Linked DNA regions of Homo sapiens: all the other regions are linked to region 3. Evidence: read pairs that join two places in POLR2A ChIA-PET (ENCODE). Cell type or tissue: GM12878. All regions are shown on one strand. Links, peaks and the distances in the headings refer to the core of each region. The heading gives the core; the rest is flanking DNA.

Region 1 (6,103 bases), core at 420-5,419, 360 kb before region 3:
TACACTCATCACCACATTTCACAGATTAGGAAACAGTTTCAGAGGTGAAATAACTTGCCCAAGGCCACATCGACAGTAAGTGACAGAACTGGGACTCACATCCAGGTCTGTCAGAATATAATGGCCACTGTGTTTCCACAATGCATAATAAACTCAAAAAGTATTCGAGTGTATACCCTGTGCCTTCCACAGTGTGGAGGACTCTGAAATAGATGAGGTAACAATACCTGCTGACATTGTTAAATGACACAGATATGCATTTGCCTTGCTGCTAGATGTCCAAATGTCTCGGACAAAATACCAATGACAGAAAATAATCATTTTTAAAACAAACACAGATCTGATCATTTCCTGGGGATTAGTTACATTTAACTAAGGTGTTGTAGTGTCTTTAACCCACAGGAAATTCTAGACAATGAAGTAATTATTATTAGTCAAAGAGAAAGGTTTACATTCCTTTTTGAGTACATACATCTGACAGGCTGGCTTGAAAGTGTTGGAAAGTCTTGCTTTTTGTCGTGTTCCCTTTCACATACTTGCTCCGAGTCTTCTGCTAACTTTTTGACCTGGGCAAGCCACTTCCTTTCCTAGGTCTCAATTTGTCCTGTATGTAAAATAAGAGACTAGGCTACAAGATTTCTGTGTTCCTTTCCAGCTTTGACAACTCACAATTCTAGAGGAATTGCTATCCTTTGAAGTGAAGAAGGCTCCTCCTCTACCCCAGTTTACCTTCTTCACCTGTACTAAGCCGAAGCAAATCAGGGTCTGTCTTTAAGCTGGTCTTGCTTTCTCAGCTCTGCAGCTCCAGGGCCCAGCTGGAATTCATGAGCTATGTAGGAACCACCACTTTTAGGTCACCCCATCTCCATCACCTGACCAGGGCACAGCTGTCTTCCTTACTTGGCCCCTGATACTCTGAAGAACTCAGATGTAGATGACCCCAGGTGACCAGGAACACGACGGCTATGGATTTGAGCTGTTCAAGGACCAAGACCACATCTGATTCCTCTTTTTTTTTTTTTGAGATGGAGTCTCGCTCTGTCACCCAGACTGGAGTGCAGTGGTGGGACCTCGGCTCACTGCAACCTCTGCCTCCCACGTTCAAGTGATTCTCCTGCCTCAGCCTCCTGAGTAGCTGGGATTACAGGCACCTGCTACCACGCCCAATTAATGTTTGTATTTTTAGCAAAGACAGGGTTTCGCCAAATTGGCCAGGCTGGTCTCGAACTCCCGAGCTCAGGTGATCCGCCCTCCTCGGCCTCCCAAATATTCCTCTTCTTACCTCCTACTATGTTTGACACAGAGTCGGTGCTGAGTAAATGTTTGGGGAATGGAGAATGCCTCCAGATTCACACCATGAGGAAGAATAGGCAAGATTACCAGACTTTTTTTTTTTTTTTTTTTTGAGACAGAGTTTCACTCTTGTTGCCCAGGCTGGAGTGCAATGGCGCAATCTCAGCTCACCACAACCTCTGCCTGCCAGGTTCAACTCTCCTGCCTCAGCCTCCCGAGTCGCTGGGATTACAGGCATGCGCCACCATGCCCAGCTAATTTTGTATTTTTAATAGAGATGGGGTTTCTCCATGTTGGTCAGGCTGGTCTCGAACTCCTGACCTCATGTGATCCGCCCGCCTCCAAAAGTGCCTGGATTATAGGCGTGAGCCACCGCGCCCGGCCCCAGACATTTAACAAATTGCAATTGCCTAATAGATCACAACTAGAGGCTGTACAGTTTTGAAAAAGTATTAAGATTCCAAGCTCTAAAAGCTGGCAGAGGAAGACAATCAGATGGTCACAGTCATTCTTTCCATCCTAGAATTCAGAATGTTAAATAATCAAACCAACACCTGCTTCACAGGGTTAGAGGCATTTGGATTTCCCCTCTGAACATAAACGCAAAGAAATGAATAAAATGATAAATACAGAAAGGATACCAGATTACTGACTTTAAAGGGAGGTCATTCTTAAGTTTGTTCATTTTGACCAGGGATCATCTTATTTAGAGCAGCTGTAGAAAATGCTGTGTGTCTTGGGAAGTTGTTCCCTTTCTCAGTTTGAGAACTTGATTCTTTTATTTAATTATAAACCATCTTCGTAGTATCATGGTGCCATGATTCAAACACTGCTGTGGTTTTTGTTTTGATTATAATTTATTCTTAAATGACAAATCCTCTCTAAAATCATCAAAACGTTTTAAGCAAAATCTGCAGGGACTCTGTGAAGTCAACCTATTTCAACCCTTCCATGGCTGTGAGAAAAACCTTTAATTATAAAGGGTTCAGCTATGTTCAAATTGTAGTTACTGTATTTAGTGGGGGATGAATAGGCTTTCAAGAAACTATCAAAGATACTCTAGCAGAAAGGCAACTTAGAACATCTCAGAAATCAAAGAACCTTCAGCTACTCTAGACAGATGCCGGACATGTGAGTAGAAGGAAAGAGCAAACAGTGTCTTGCTTTTCTTAGCAGCTGAAATGCAGGGCTGCTTTTCAGGGGGTAATGGCAACAATCGTTCTTCCAGTAGTTTCATTTTCAGCTGGGTGGAACTCATCTTACTTTTTTCCTTCTCCATTATCTTTTGGGAAAGGGAAGGAATAAACACACACACACACACACACACGCACACACACACACACACGCGCACACACACACACACACACACCAAAAAAACCACCCAACAAGGAGTGAAGGAAAGCGTCTTCCCCCAACAGCAATATCACCTAGTCAGGAGGAAGCTTACACAGGCAATCAACCGCCTGCTTAATCACTTCTCTCCATTTTTTTTTAAAGCTATCTACTAGAGTAATTAGAGTAAGTTATTAACCGGGGCAACAAGCTTTCATGCCAAGATTTGACACTTTAAAACATCAAAGCAACTAAAACTGCCAGAGAAAAGCTTTAGCTACCAAAGCAGAAGCAGAAAACCATGGTGTGGTAAACCACACTGTAAATAAGCCCACAGCACCATGAGTGAGGAAAGAGCTTTCTTTCCTCTTTAAGATGAAAAAGAAAAAGGCAGGGTTACATGGGGGACTGATAACAATGTATTCAATACAGGGACAGCCAATGTGCCACCACTCCTCCAAGCCATATCTGTGACAGACATTACTAACTGATCACAGAGTCGGGATGTGGCCCACAATCCTTCCTCACATGCACTTTTGTTGTTGTTGTTATACAGAATCTCGTTCTGCCACCCAGGCTGGCGTTGCAGTGGTGCAATCTTGGCTCACTGCAACCTCTGCCTCCTGGGTTCAAGTGATTCTCCTGCCTCAGCCTCCCGAGTAGCTGGGTGAATGCCACCACGCCCAGCTAATTTTTGTGTTTTTAGTAGAGACGGAGTTTCACCATGTTGGCCAGGCTGGTCTCGATCTCCTGACCTCACACTTGAGGTCACCTCAGCCTCCCACAGTGCTGAGATTACAGGTGTGAGCTACCATGCCCAGCCTCACATGCACCTTTGATCAATGGATCAAAGTGGGCACTCAAGAAGAAATCGATTTGCCACCTCAAATCTAGTCTAAGTGGATATTTCTATTTCTTTGACAATATAAATCATAATTTATGTTTAGCTAATGGATCTATACTATTGCTTTAATAAAGAATCATACTTTTAAAAAGAAAGCATAACTGAACATGGAATCGTGAGTACCTATCTGTCAGGTACCCACACATGAAGAAACTAAGGAACCTTCAGGTGGTGAGTTACTAAATTTGCATGAGTAGTAAAAAAAAAAAAAAAAAAAAAAAAAAAGAAAGAAAGAAAAAAAAAGAAAAAGAAAAAGAAAAAGGACTGTTCCCTGTAGTTTTCTTTGGCAAATTTAACCTTAGAAAGTGACTGTAGGCCGCAGGTGGTAGCTCATGCCTGTAATACCAGCACTTACGGAGGCCAAGGCAGGCGGATCACTTCAGGTCAGGAGTTCGAGACCAGCCTGGCCAACAGAGTGAAACCTTTTCTCTACCAAAAAATACAAAAATTAGCTGGGTGTGGTGACAGGCGCCTGTAGTCCCAGCTACTTGGGAGGCTGAGGCACGAGTATCAGTTGAACCCGAGAGGCAGATGTTGCAGTGAGCAAAGATAACCCCACTATACTCCAGCCTGGGCAACAGAATGAGCCTCCGTATCCCCCCAACCCCCTACCAAAAAAAAAAAAAAAAAAACCTCAGAAGAAAGATTCAAGCTATAAAACAGCCACACTCACGCCTGTAATCCCCAGCACTTTGGGAGGCTGAGGTGGGCAGATCACCTGAGGTTGGGAGTTCAAGACTAGCCTGACCAACATGGAAAAACCCCGTCTCTACTAAAAATACAAAATTAGCCAGGCATGGTGCCACATGCCTGTAATCTCGGCTACTCGGGAGGCTGAGGCAGAAGAATCACTTGAACCCGGGAGGTAGAGGTTGTGGTGAGCCAAGATCTCGCCACTGCACTCTAGCCTGGGCAACAAGAACGAAACTCCATCTCAAAAAAAAAAAAAAAAAAAACAAAAACAAAAAACAGCCACCACCATGACCACTGAATTCACATTACTATCTGCCAATCACTGAGAACAGTGCTTCACATATATTTAACTCACTTAATTTTCACAACAGCCCTATAAGGTAGGTAGCATTATTGTCCCCATTTTATAGATGAGGAAACTGAGGCTCCTGGGTGTTGAGGAACCTGTATAAGGTCACAGCTATTGGCAGAACTAGGATATGAACCTAGGGAAGTTGAGCTCTGGATTCTGTGCTCTTAGCCCCCATGAAACTGCTTCTGTGCTCTGATCTATATTAATCCCACAATTACTGAGTATCCACTATGTGCACACACCATGCCCTCAAGCAATTTAAAATAGAGAGAGAAAGATCAAAATGCAAACAATCAACTTCCACACAAAAGCATTATGAAAGAGATGCTATAATAGAGGTTCAAGTGTGTTAGCATATAAAGAAAGAATCATTAATTCTGCCTGGGGCAAGAATCAGGCCTGCTTCACAGAGACAGAGACATCAGAGCCCTGAAGGTTGAAGACAGAGAAGCTGCTAGTCCTCCTCCCAGCTACAGGCCAGTCAGGGGGTAAGGGTGGGTCAAGAGAACACAGCAGCTTCTTAGGCCACTCAAGCTCTGTGAGGACTTGAATGAGAAATGACCATTTATTCAATGACTAAATGACTAGGGAGAAGTGGTCCGTACGCAAAACCTCTTGGGAGTTGCCGTGACTATTCTGTTTTGCTTGGATTCACTCCCTATCTGCTATTACGACGATCCTAATATTCAGAAGTCTCCTAGGATCTTTATCGCTCTCCTTGTTTCTGAGAGTCAAATCGGGGTTTATGGCCTGCAAGGATGAGATTCAGCCTCAGGTAACATTTACAGAGTGAATAGTGCGCCCAGTGCTGGGCTCTGTGCTTTCATATCTGGATGGTCACCGGATCTTTTTAACCACCTTGAGGTAGGTGTGAATACTATCCCCATTTTCACAGAAGAGGACAGAGGGACTCCAAGAGGTCAAGTAACTTGCCCAAGGCCATATGGCTAGAAAGTGGCACATGGTGGATTAAGTACAAGGCGGAGGCAGAAGTGGAACAAAGCCATCCTGACTTGCAGTCTGATACTCTCTCCTCCACTCCTGCTGTCTTTTTTCTTGGGAAAAGATACCTCCAGCAGGGCTGTCTGACACATCTAGCTGGTAGACTCTGAAGCTATCAAGGTAGCAGAAAAGAACAAATGTGAATGTGCTCCGTGTCTGCACTTACCGATGATTTCATGGTCTAACCTCATATCACACTACCTTGGTTCACCAAAGTGACCACACTTTCAGTCTGCAGAAACAACACAGGAAATTATGAGTCCTTGCTCCCAGTGTCATAAGCACCTAGTAGGCGCTCAAAATTTCTTTTATGACAGCCATGTCTGCCAAAGTGGGTGCAGGGCTTTTTAAGTAGATTAAGATGTCAATGACTTAAATATTATCCTTTAAAATTCTGATTCTTTAAAATTCTGATTCATAAGAGTCATATGAGAAGCTATCAGTCCTGCAATCTAAGGAAGACACAATTTATTTCATGACTTGACCGCATTACTAAAATAATAAAATTTTCTGCCATGGCAGAAATC
Region 2 (6,103 bases), core at 420-5,419, 300 kb before region 3:
AACTATCAAAATGATGGAATATTATATATTCATTAAAATCAGACTATAGAAGAATACTTAACATGGAAAAACATTTACAATATATTTAGATATAAAAGCAGGCTCTATAATATATACGAAGGATTTTTTCATTTTAGTTTTTGTGTTTTCCTATATTCTCCAAACTTTCTACAGTCTACATGTATTATTTTATTAACTGTTAACAAAATATCCCCCCTCCTTTTCTTTCTTTAAAAAACAAACAAACAGCCACAGGTATGATTCCCCGCTGGCTACCAACTTCCAAGTGGTCTTGCCGAAGGGCTAGGGAGGTGGATTGGTCAGAGAGAATAGAATGAAGATGCAACAGCCCTCCTGCTTCTGTGAGTGAGCTTAGTAACTGTGATGACCCAGTTCCAAAATGGGCTTTCTGGATGAAGCGGAAGTTTGTACTCTCTAACAAACTGGTCACACGAGAGCCTCATGCTCTTCCTCCTGTGCCATGCTTATCATGGATCTCAGTTCAGGGCAAGGATGGTGTGCTAATAAGGTTTTCAGTGACCTTTCCTTAATGTGGGTACAGTCAGCCTCAATAAACCCTGGCAGGCTCAGGAAGACAGCAACCCTCCCTTATCTAAGGTCACTCTTAGTTGAGAGGGAATAAATGGGGGGGTCAGAAGCTATTTTTTCCCTGTTAGATTTTCAGGCCAAATCTGCAAGGCTGGATCATTCATACAAACATTTAGTAAGCATAAATGTGTGCCAGCCCTGTCCTAGACAGCTAGGATAAATCAATGAACAAGACACAGTGCTGTCTGTCCTCAAGGAACTATTAAGTCTCTTGGGGAAGAGACCTGCAAAGGATGGATCACAATGCTACGTGATGATGCTGCAACACAGGTGGGCAAAGGGCTGTGGCAGCACCAAGGAAGGGCATCTCCACTAGACTGTAGTATCAGCTAAGTGAGGAAGGCGAACTGGATGAAACAGAAGCACATTCTGTCTGGAGGAAACCAAAAATTACAGAGGCAAAGAAACAAAGAATTACAAATGGCTCGGGGTTACTGGATCCCAGAGTAAGGGTAGAGCGGGGTGTCTCTTTGTGTGATTTTTTTTTTTTTTTGGAGGGTGGGGATGGGTGGAGAGAGGATCTTTGGCAATAGTAGAGATGAAACTAGAGCAGTCCAAAGAGCCCAGCTTGTAAGAAATTTACATGCTGGACCATGGAGTTTAACTCTTTTCCTGAAATCAAAGAAGGGTTTCAAGCAGTGGACAGATCTGATGGGTTTTGTCTTTGTAAAAAGACTGCTTTAGAAGGAGGATAGTCTGGAATCAGATAAACTCAACAATTTTAAGACCAATGTGGCTGGTGAAAGTCCTCAAGGAAGAAGGAGGTTCCAAAAATGAGGGCCTCCGTCAGTGCTCTTTTACTTACTGAATAAAATTTTAAAAACAGATTTGACTCTGGGAGAAGAGAGCTAACAAAGGAGCTCCTGTCATGTAGAAGATTGACCTGAATTTGTTAGGCAGAGGGTTGCCTGCTTCCTTCAGAAGCAGTGTCCATTGTGAGACATGGCAGGAGAGGAGGGGAGCTGGACCATCCAGAGCAGCAGGTGCGGTCCTCCCATTGACAAGCAGGCTCCCCCAAGAGCTGTTCCTTCGTCTCTCCAAGGCTACTTTCCTCTGCAAAAGGGCAACACTTCCTGTTTACCTAACAAAGTGGTGGTATGGAACAAATTAAGCAAAATAACACAAAGTACCTATCACAGTTCACAAAACAAACCAGAGACTCAAAAATAGGTAGCTTCTGTTATGACTGTTAGGTAGATGTCTACTCTCTTAGGAGAAAGAATGGTTCTCAACCACATTTTGAATGATTTTAAAATGTTGAGTGCCACAAGCACACAGATGTTCTTTCCAATTACTTTTAAGATTGCGTCAATCACAAAAGAGTGGGCTGGGCCAATAGGGATTTCTAAAATTAATATTTATTCCCCTAACCCAAGATAAAGATTTCATTTCAAAGACAGAATGAAAGCAAATTAAAAAAAGATGGGGATTATAAATGGGTCACTAGTACTTTTTCAATCATTCCTCAATGAATGACTCTTTCCGAGCTAACACTATAAGTAATTCCCTGTGCTTTCCTGACTGAAGGAACAGCGTATATTATTCTTAGTTAACTAATTAAATATGACTTAACCCTAGAAGATTTAGCATGCTATAGTGATATAAAAGATAGCAAAGCTAATAAGATTCTAAGAGCTACTATTAAACAAACATATGGATGGTAACATTTTTACCTTTCACAAATGTTTGAACTTAACTTTTATTATGACTCTAAAATAGGGCAGCTTCAGTTAATTTAAAGACCAGTTCTGTGCTCTGGGCCATTTTGGGGATGAAAATGAAAATATCTGGTACCTTAGCTCCATCAGGCATTATTTCTATTCCTCACCTCAACTATGTGAGATGGGTATTTTTAGCTATAATGTAGAGATGAAGAAACTGAGGCTCAGAGACATGAAGTGACTTGCTCAAGATCACCAAGCAAGTAAAGAAATGGTCAAGATTTGAAGTATGGTCTCTGGTTCCAAAGCTCATGATCCTTTTTCTTTTTTAAAAATCAACTTTGAATTTTAATTTATATCAAATAAACTCCACCCATTCTATGTGTATATATAGATGAATTTTGGCAACTGGATACAGCTATGTAACCACCACCCGCAATGAATCCATACAACATTTCCAGGACCCCTAAATGTTTGCTTGTGCACCATCCAACAGAATCTCCCTCACTGTCTATTTATGTGTCATAGCTCTTAGCACACAGCACTGAGATCATCTGTTTTCCACCTGTCCTTCCCACCATCTCTCTTTTAAAAATTCACTTCTTTTAAACATGCAGTAAAAGTCACTCTTTTGACAAATGCCCACATCGGTGTAACAACCACAGACAATCAAGATATAGAACACTTCCATCACACCCCATCCAGCCTGCTTGTGTTGCTCCTTTGTGGCCAACCTTGCCTCCCCAAATCTCAGCCCTGGCAACCACTGATCTCTTTCCTATTCCTATAATTTCGCTTTTTTTTTCAGAACATCATAGAAATGGAATAATACAGTACATAGCCTTTTAAGTCTGGCTTCTATCATGATCTTTTAAGCTACACTGTATATTTTAGCTTTTTTCCCTGACTGCTGACCAATGAAGGACAAGTTTTCATGGCAATAGAGTTCCATGGACATGCCCATGTATCACAACCCCATGGTGCTAGCTGCCACTCCACCTCAAGTGAAGGGTAGTATAGGAATGTCTTCAGTCCACCTAATGTATTAAAACAGTATATCATCCACAAGTTTCATTAGCTATATTATTATTATTATTATTATTATTATTATTATTATTATTTTGAGACAGAATCTCTCTCTTTCACCAGGCGGGAGTGCAGTGGCACAATCTCAGCTCACTGCAACATCTGCCTCCCAGGTTCCAGCAATCCTCCTGCCTTAGCCTCCCGAGTAGCTGGGACTTCAGGCGTGTGCCACCGCACCCGGCTAAATTTTGTATTTTTTTTTTTTTAGTAGAGACAGGGTTTCATCATGTTGGCCAGGATGGTCTCGATCTCTTGACCTTGTGATATGCCTGCCTTGGCCTCCCAAAGTGCTGCAATTACAGGCGTGAGCCACTGCACCTGGCCTAGCTATATTATTTAACACTAACAAATTATTTGTGAAACATCTCACAAGTGAGTGAAATAAACCAAGTCTGTCTATGTATGCTGGGGTTGAGAACCTCCTTATTATACCAAGCTCTCTCCTAGCTAAGAAATCATGCCCATCCCAGAGGTCTGGCCGTAATACCATGAGTGGTGCCAAGGGTTTGCTCCTTGAAAAGAAAAGGTAAAACCCAAGCTCTGTGTCATCAAGCCCAACCAGGTGAGGCAAAGAAAGTGGGAGATCAGCCAGTTGCTCTAAACTGTTTAACTCTCTCATTTTGTAGCAAAAGAAAGATGAGCTGAGAGAATATAAGGGACTTACCTAGAGTCACACATCTGCATAGCCTAAAGGACATCCTGACAAACCCAAAAGTAGATCTTTCTGTGCCCATTGAATGGCAATCTCCCAATATTACTCTGTCCTTTCCTCTTTTGCCCTATCTCCCACCAAAAGTACATGGTTTCTCTTGTCTGAATGTATAGTAGTGCAGTCGCTGTTTTCAATATCTAGAATTGTCCTAAAACATCAAAATCTCAATTGGATTCCATAAGCAATTCCCAATCTCTTAATTAACCAGGATTCGAAATGATGTCTCTTTAGCTCCAAAGCTGATGATCTTTTTGTCTACTGCACACTTTGGTATCTACTCGGACACCCATTTGGCTTACCAGTTGTGATGGTTAATACTGAGTGTCAACTTGATTGAATTGAAGGATACAAAGTATTGATCCTGGGTGTGTCTGTGAGGGTATTGCCAAAAGAGATTAACATTTGAATCAGTGGGCTGGGGAAGGCAGATCCACCCTTAATCTGGTGGGCACCATCTAATAAGCTGCCAGTGAATATAAAGCAGGCAGAAAAACATGAAAAGGAGAGAGAGACTGGCCTAGCCTCCCAGCCTACAACTTACTCTCATGCTGGATTGTTTCCTGGCCTCAAACGTCAGACTCCAAGTTCTTCAGTTTTGGGACTCGGACTGGCTCTCCTTGCTCCTCAGCTTGCAGATAGACTATTGTGAGACCTTGTGATTGTGTAAGTTAATACTTAATAACTCTCCATATATATATATATGGAGAAACAAAAGTTCTCTAAGAATATAAGCCTTAACTTCAAAAGAAATTCAAATAAGATTGTTGTCAGCACATTACTGTTAAAAGTCCATACGCTAAATATTATTGAAATTATAAATCATTCTATTTCAACACAGAATCTGTTAATCCTGTCTTGATGTCAGCTTCTTGGAGGATTCAAGCTAACAAGGATACCAATTTTCAAAACACTATTAGAGATAAGAACACTATAGATTCTAAAGAATATGATGTCATTGAGTTTTATATATATATATATCCTATTAGTGTGTCCCTCTAGAGAACTCTGACTAATACAGCATTCTATAGCTCATTGGTCATAAACCATTGACTGACTGTGAGGTCCTTTGCTGGGTCCTGGGGCTAACAGGCGATTCTGATACAATCTCTAGTTTCAAGGAGCTCAGTGTCTAGTGGGGGATTCAGACTTGTAAATCAACAAGTGTAATTACTAAGATTAATGCTATGAGAGAAGTATGCACAGGCAACAACTCTCTCTCATACTAGTGTGGGCACACACCCGTGGCAGACTACCAACCCCGGCCAACATGACAGAATTTCTTTCAGCTCTAACAGAGGCAGTTAATAATTCTAAAATTAAGTAGAAATGGTCACATTAGAAGATAATTTTATAGAAGGACAGTTGAATAAAGGTTACTGGAACACAGAATCCAATAGTGATGCCCAAAAAAGGCAAACTGATTTTTATGAACAATTTTCTTCTTCCTTTTTCTGTTAATACAAAAAAAAAAAAAAAACCCACACCAAAAAACTGGCACCTTTGTCTGGGTCCGGAGTATAAAATCAGGAAATAAAATGGCAAGTCTTACAACTGTGAACTTCAAAATCAGCTCATTACAAACCCAAGAGACATATTTGAATGCATGTTGCTACATTCATTTACCTATTCTGCCAAGCCATTCAATTACACGATTTCAGATTTTGTATAAAAAAATACAGCCATGTTTCTTTCAAAAGCTGGTATTTGGAGAAAAGTGATTAGAACAGCATGCTATGATACGTTAATACAGTGGTTTCATTTAACAGACAATGGCAGTTCCTGTACTTTAAATTATTGCACTTAGAATTCATGACTACAAGGTGTCTCAACTTTTTTCTTTACTGCTGTACAATATACTCCACTGCCACTGTGAATGCAAACAAAACACATTATCGGAAGAGTTTTGTTAGCATTTGTAATCTTAAGGAAAGTCATTTTTAAAGGTGGAGAGTGGGTACAGTAGGTTGTTCAAATCCTATGAACACTGAATAGAATAAAGCATTACAACTGGGGAAAGAGGAAGAGTGGGAGAGAA
Region 3 (6,103 bases), core at 458-5,457:
CATCTGGACCCTTTAAGGGCTATGAAAGCCCTGTGGTGGGAGGATGAGCCCAGGAGTCCTCCAGGTGGCCCTCTGCCTCAGTACTCATGATCACTCCCCCTGTGTTCCTGATCCCAGTCCAGGGATTCCATCCTGACAGTCGTTTACCTGCCCAGACTGCTGAGGACTGCTGTGTCCCCAGAATCCTAACCTGAAAGCTCCCGAGCTTTAACTGGCTCCAAATGAAAATGTGCATGTATAGTCCTCACAGGAGCGATGATTGAATGATGACCCACAGCCTCCACCTCTGCAGATCGGCCTGGTTCTCTCTTCTGCCTCCCTCTCCTCACTCAGCTGGTTCCCCGTCCCTCCTCCATCACTGTCAGAGCTGCCTCGCTTTCCCTCCCTCTGCAGCTCCTTTCTCTGTCTGTCCCTGTCTGATTGTCCATCTCTGGCCTTGGCCAGACTCCTTTCCCTCACTGCTCTTCTGCCTGTCTCTTTCTCCTTTCTTTTCTTTTCTTTTCCTTTTCTTTCTTTCTTTCTTTTTCTTTTCTTTCTTTCCTTTCTTTCTATTTTGAGACAGAGTCTCGCTCTGTCACCCAGGCTGGAGTGCAATGGCACAATCTTGGCTCACTGCAACCTCTGACTCCCAGGTTCAAGCAATTCTCCTGCCTCAGCCTCCCGAGTAGCTGGGATTACAGGTGTGCACCACCATGCCCAGCTAATTTTGTATTTTTAGTAGACACAGGGTTTAGCCATGTTGGCCAGGCTGTTCTCAAACTCCTAACCTCAAGTGATCCACCTGCCTTGGCCTCCCAAAGTGCTGGGATTATAGGCATGAGCCACTGTGCCCAACTCTCCTTCTCTCTCTCTTTTTTTTTTTTTGAGATGGAGTCTCACTTTGTTGCCCAGGCTAGAGTGCAGTGGTACCAATCTCGGCTCATTGCAACCTCTGTCTCCTAGGTTCAAGCAATTCTCCTGCCTCAGCCTCCTGAGTAGCTGGGACTACAGGTGTGCGCCACCATGCCTGCCTAATTCTTTTGTATTTTTAATAAAGACAGCGTTTCACCATGTTAGCCAGGCTGGTCTTGAACTCCTGACCTCAGGTTATCTACCAGCCTCAGCCTCCCTAAGTGCTGGGATTACAGGCGTGAGCCACCGCACCCAGCTCTCCTTGTCTCTTAATGCTTGACTCTTCTCTACTGTGACCCTGCAGTGCATCTGCCTGTTTATATTCCCTGGATATCGGGCTGTCTGTCTGTCTTCCAGCTGCCTTCACCCCATCCTTGGTTTCCTGGGCTGTCCAGTAACGAGCCTGGGACCTCTTTCCCATCAGAGTGAGAGGACCCCTTTGTAGCAGGGCAGCCTCAGAGACCCCCATCCATGACTCGCTTCCATTCTCTGAGCCTCCTCCTGAATCACTTTACTCCTTGGGGTCCCTCTGCCCAGCCCAGGAGGCAGGAACCCTCAGAGCCACATGGGCAGGGTGGCTGTTTGCTGCCCTGAGGACCAGGTCCCGGCAGCCTCCCTTAATGAGCGTGCCTTCGGTGACACATTCATTATTCCTGCTCGGTCACTTCGAGTCAAAACTGATTAGTTACACTTACCACCGCAAAGATGTAATGATTTTATTGTTTATCTTCAATTTATTTTGATTAACATCTCCGTTCTTTTCATTGCAAGTGCAATTAGGTGCAATCTAACAGCGACTACTTTAATTTTGTTGAAATTAAGATGAATAAGTGACGGCTTATGGTGCTTTGTTTAACCAATAAATCATAGTTAAGAGGAGTGTATTAGTAATAAATGAAAAAAGACAACTTAATTAAAATGCGTGGAGCCAGCCTCTTGATGTACATCCAAAATCCAAATCTGAATTCCAAAAATCAGAGGGAGCTGAGGGTTAGGAAGACCCTTGCTGCCTCTCAAAATGGTGACCAGAGGAGACAGACGGTGTAGCCTAGTTTTGAGACTGCTGTGCAGAGAAGAGCAAGGAGTACATCTTGATCCTCATGAGGTGGTCGCATCTTGTCCACAAAAGCCACCTGGAACCCAGGTAGAAACAGACTTGGGAGGATACAGGAAGAGAGGCCTTATCCCCCCTGGGGACCCTGGGGACGGAGGGGGGGTAGGGGGGCACTGGCTGCCAAGCCCACACCCTGAATTCTTCCTGGGAACCCATTTCGGGCAGGGGACAGGGCCCCACACCCCTACATCTGGGGATCAGCCCATTTGCCCTATTGAGGAGCTCAGTGCCAAGCCAAAAACCCTAGGGCAAGTCTCGCAGTGTGATCGCCTCCCCGCTGGGCTGAGAGGGACTTCCCCATCTCTTGATTTGGAAACAAAGTGCAAAAAGTCAGCCCTGGAAAGTTTCCCGTGTGAAGTTTAAAAGCGCCTGTGCTGAAGAGGCCGACTTTGAAGCAGCTTGCCGGGGCCCCTTGGCAGGCTCCTGCGAGTCAGAGGGCCGGCCTCGCCTCAGATCCGCTGCGCCTGCCTCCGCAGGGCTGGGAAATGGGAATTGTTTTTAAGTTGAAAAATTACTCATGGAGCTCACTCCTTTGCCACTGCTCTTCTTTTGTTCTCAGTCGTCGCCTTCCTCTGCCTTCTCCTCCTCTTTTGCTTCCTCCTTTTAGTAAAGAGGAGCAGGCGGACCAGGGTTCAAATCCGGGCGCAGGCTCTTACTGGCTGTGTGACCTCAAGCCTGTGACGCAACCCCTCTGGACCCTAGCGCTTTAACAGAAAAGTGGGGCCAATGGTGCCCTCGAGGCGGGGCGCTGTGGAGGTTGGCCCAGGGAACTGCACAAAAGTGCCCAGCACCTGCCTGGCCCCAGGAGGAGGAGCCCCAGAAGCATCAGCTCCCTCCCACTACAGAGCCCTTTGCCTCCTCCTTACAGAGCTTCAGAGGCAGGTCTCCTCCCCCTTTCTTGTGGCTCTCTGAGCTCCTACTGAGCCTTCATCCTTCTATGTTTAAACTCCACTTTTCTTTTTCATCCTCCAAATACGTGTTTCTGAGTGTCTGCCTTGGTGCCAGGCACAGTGCCACACCCTGATGATGATGCGAGGTGAGAAAACACACGATGGACCTGCCCTCAAAGAGCTTCCAGCCCCATGCCTCAGGTCCCCCATGAGACTCCTTCATCATGGTCATTGCATCCCTGTGTGCTCAAAAGTGTCTTCCCAGAAAAAGGAGTGCTTTGTGAGGACAGGGGCCATGCCCAGCACAGGGCCTGGCACACAACAGGGGATCAGTGGCCAAGGACGATGCCTCCTGTGGGCCTGACTTTAAGGGCACAAACAGAAACCAAGCCTGAGTGTGTGCTGCCAGGGAGGCCCTCGGGTGGGGGCATGGCTGTCATAGTAGGCAATGACATCTTTGGGTGCACAGTGCTGGGACATAGCAAAGGAGAGGACAAGAGATGGCAGCCCCCAGGAATAACCAAAGGCAAAGAATGAGTCTGCATGCTGGCCTGGCTTCTTCCTTCCAGCTCAGAAAAGGGGAAATCGGGACTCATGTGGTTGAGGGTTCATGAGAGCAGTTTCTGTGCGCTGAGGCCGGGACTTCCCAGCACAGCCTACAAGACACTGCCTGCCCACGCCTGGCCCCGCCCACCTCTGCAGCCTCATCCCGCTCCCCACCCCACACCGGCCACTCCGGCTTTCGCGCTGGCCTTGCTCCCTCGTGCCAGGAACGCTCTCCCTCCACCACCTCTTTTAGCACCCCCTGCCCACTTCCTACCAACTGCAATCCTGGTGCCCCAATTGACTTCAGGTCTCAGCTTCGATGTCATCACACTTTGGGAAAGGCCTTCCTGAGCCCCAGACCAGGTCAGTTTCCCTGGATATCTGGTCTTATCGTACTCTATATGTTCCATGGCACTTGTATAACTGTCATGAAATTCTGTAATTGCTGTCCACAGTCTGTCTGCCTCCTAGAATGCAAGTTGCATGAAGGCAGAGACCATGCCTGCCTCGTGAATTGCTGTTTCCTCAGTGCTAAGCAAAAAGCTTGAATAAAAGCTGGACAGAATAAATAACCTGTGGGCTGGGCACTTTATGGATTCCACGAATGATCTCAATGGCAATCCTGAAAAAGAGGTGGTTATTGCTCCCATTTCACAGATGAAGAAACTGAAACTTGGAGCAGTGTGACTTACCTAAGCAAGTGGTCTTGAACTCACATCTCTCTGACTCTGAAGCCACACTCGGTCCGGGAAACATCCCTGAAGCTTAAAAGCCAATCATGGTGTGATGGGGAATGGGGAGGGAAGGAGGGAGGGTAGATTTTTCTCCTGCTTGGGTCTAAGGACAGCGAGAGAGCATTGCCCCTCTGCTTGGTGTCAACCAGGGAGGAACCAGCAGGTGACAGGGCCTATCAGATCCAGCTTAGGTTGTGCCCACTCAAAACCTGAGGACAGGGGGAGGGGAACCACAGTCACTTTTCAGGAGGGGCTTTAGGGACCCTGGAGGAAACCACCATTAACTTTTCCCGCGGAACTGGCCTCTGGTACTTGTCCTCGAGGCTGAGGAAAGGTGTTTTGTGGGGCACACATGGCACCCAGCGAGCGCTGGGTGGCCGCTGCATTTGAGGAGGCGTGAACTTCAACAGGGGACCACAGGCACGGGGCACCTCCTGCGTCCCCCATCGCCACCCCACCTAGAGCTGCTCATCAACTCCTTTTAGAGACAGGAAACTGCAGCCCTGGCGGGGAGTGACTTGTCCGAGGTCTCAGAGCAGGGAAATGGCTTCAGTTGCATTTTGGGGGCCGCTGTTCCAAGGAGAGACAGAGAAAGAGATAGCGAGTCCCCCTGAGCAAGGCGAGAAAGGGGGGAGAGTGAGGGGAGGTAGAAGGAAGCCGGAGAGGGAGGGAGGAAGTGGTGAGAGCAGCCGAGGAGAGAGGGGTAAGAGAAAAAGAGAGAGGCAGTGAGGAAGAGAGCCGGGGACAGCCAGAGAGGCCGGGAGAGGCGAGGAAGGAGGCAGAGAAACGCCGCGGAGACCGGGAGATGGAAAGAGACAGGGGGAGGCGGGCGGGGACGGCCGGGGGGACCGGCCGGTGACAGCCACGGAGCGGGGGGCGGGGGACGCCGAGCGCTAGCGGGCGCGGGACGGCGGCGGGCGGGGTGGGGAGGCCGGGGACGCGGGGGACGCGGGGGACGCCGCGCCGCCCCCTCCCGGCGCTCGCCGCCGCCCCCGCCCCCGCCCCCGGCCGCACGCGCCCGCAGCCTAATGACCGCAGCCAGCCCGCGCCGCGGCCCGCGCCCACTCCAGGCGGCCGGCAGCTGGCAACGCGGGGCGAGCGGGGAGCCGCGCGCCGCAGCCCGGGTGGCCGCTCCCGGCGCCCGGCTGGCCCTGATTGATTTGTCAGCCGAGGCAAGAAAAACGGCCCCTCTGATCCGCGCGCCCAGTCCTCGGCTCCCCGGGCGCCGGGCCTCCCTCCCGCGCGCCTAGCCCGGCTCCGGGCCGGCCCCGCAGGCTGGAGCACCCCGCCCGCCTCAGGAGGGAGCCCTCCGCCCTCCGGCCCGGGCCCCGGCGCCCCTCCCCGGCCCCGCGCGCCGCGCACCTCCTCCGGCTCGGCCCGGCCCGCCCGAGGGCCCTGGGGCTGCCAACGGCCCCCTCACCCCCGCTGGGCACCGTGCCCGCGCCCCCAGCCCTCACCCTGCCGCTCCCCCCTAGCCCGGCACCCCCGCCCCCCGCCCCCCGGCCCTGGCCCGGGGCCGCCCGCAGAGCCGGCCACACCCGCTGCGGAGGACTCACCAAGGTAAGGAAGCGCCTCGGCGCGCCCCGGGGGCCTGGAGGGCTGCGCGTGGTGCGGGGAGGGCCACGGCAGGCACCCGCGGACCCGGACCGGGAACCGCCGCTGCCACTGAGCCGGGAGCACGGGAGGGCCCCGTCGGGCCGGGAGGGCTTTGGGCGAGTTGGGCTTGTCAAAGGGAGGACCTGGTGGCAAGTGGCTGGCAGTTGCCGCTCTGTCTGGAGCGTGGGGGAGTCTCACGCTCAGGTACAGAGATCTTCTGTCCAGATCTTTTTCTCTTTTAAGGAATTCTCTTCCTCTGTCACTATCCTCTCCGAATCCCTAAAATTTTATAGACATTATTTTCCAGTGTCTCTTTTGAGGAATCACCTCTT

The links. Peaks named below come from ENCODE experiments on the same cell type or tissue, not always from the same donor. Only the 100,000 strongest peaks of a DNase experiment are listed, where the experiment ranks them.
Region 1: POLR2A ChIA-PET joins it to region 3 with 5 read pairs; 1 of 35 experiments calls an interaction of 5 or more read pairs at or near these places.
Region 2: POLR2A ChIA-PET joins it to region 3 with 5 read pairs; 2 of 35 experiments call an interaction of 5 or more read pairs at or near these places.

Annotation. Positions count from the first base shown.
Region 1 is chr9:123,635,313-123,641,415 of GRCh38, forward strand. The region is part of intron 9 of DENND1A (DENN domain containing 1A); the gene reads right to left. Among named protein-coding and RNA genes, the nearest start is that of MIR7150, 150 kb to the left of the region's middle. In GM12878, for the core only: no CTCF peak of the experiment used is centred there; a DNase peak (open chromatin) is centred at 2,919.
Region 2 is chr9:123,690,454-123,696,556 of GRCh38, forward strand. All of the region lies in intron 5 of DENND1A (DENN domain containing 1A), which reads right to left. Among named protein-coding and RNA genes, the nearest start is that of MIR7150, 210 kb to the left of the region's middle. In GM12878, for the core only: no CTCF peak of the experiment used is centred there; no DNase peak of the experiment used is centred there.
Region 3 is chr9:123,994,515-124,000,617 of GRCh38, forward strand. It overlaps LOC105376267 (a long non-coding RNA gene), which reads right to left and starts at 4,873. Exons shown (of 3, transcript XR_930333.4): 1 at 4,634-4,873; 2 at 4,134-4,205; 3 at 1,594-2,605. RefSeq lists enhancers at 3,375-3,484, 3,564-4,318 and silencers at 5,362-5,521, 5,712-5,781. In GM12878, for the core only: no CTCF peak of the experiment used is centred there; DNase peaks (open chromatin) are centred at 2,327 and 3,497; H3K4me3 peaks cover 1,833 bases; H3K27ac peaks cover 2,132 bases.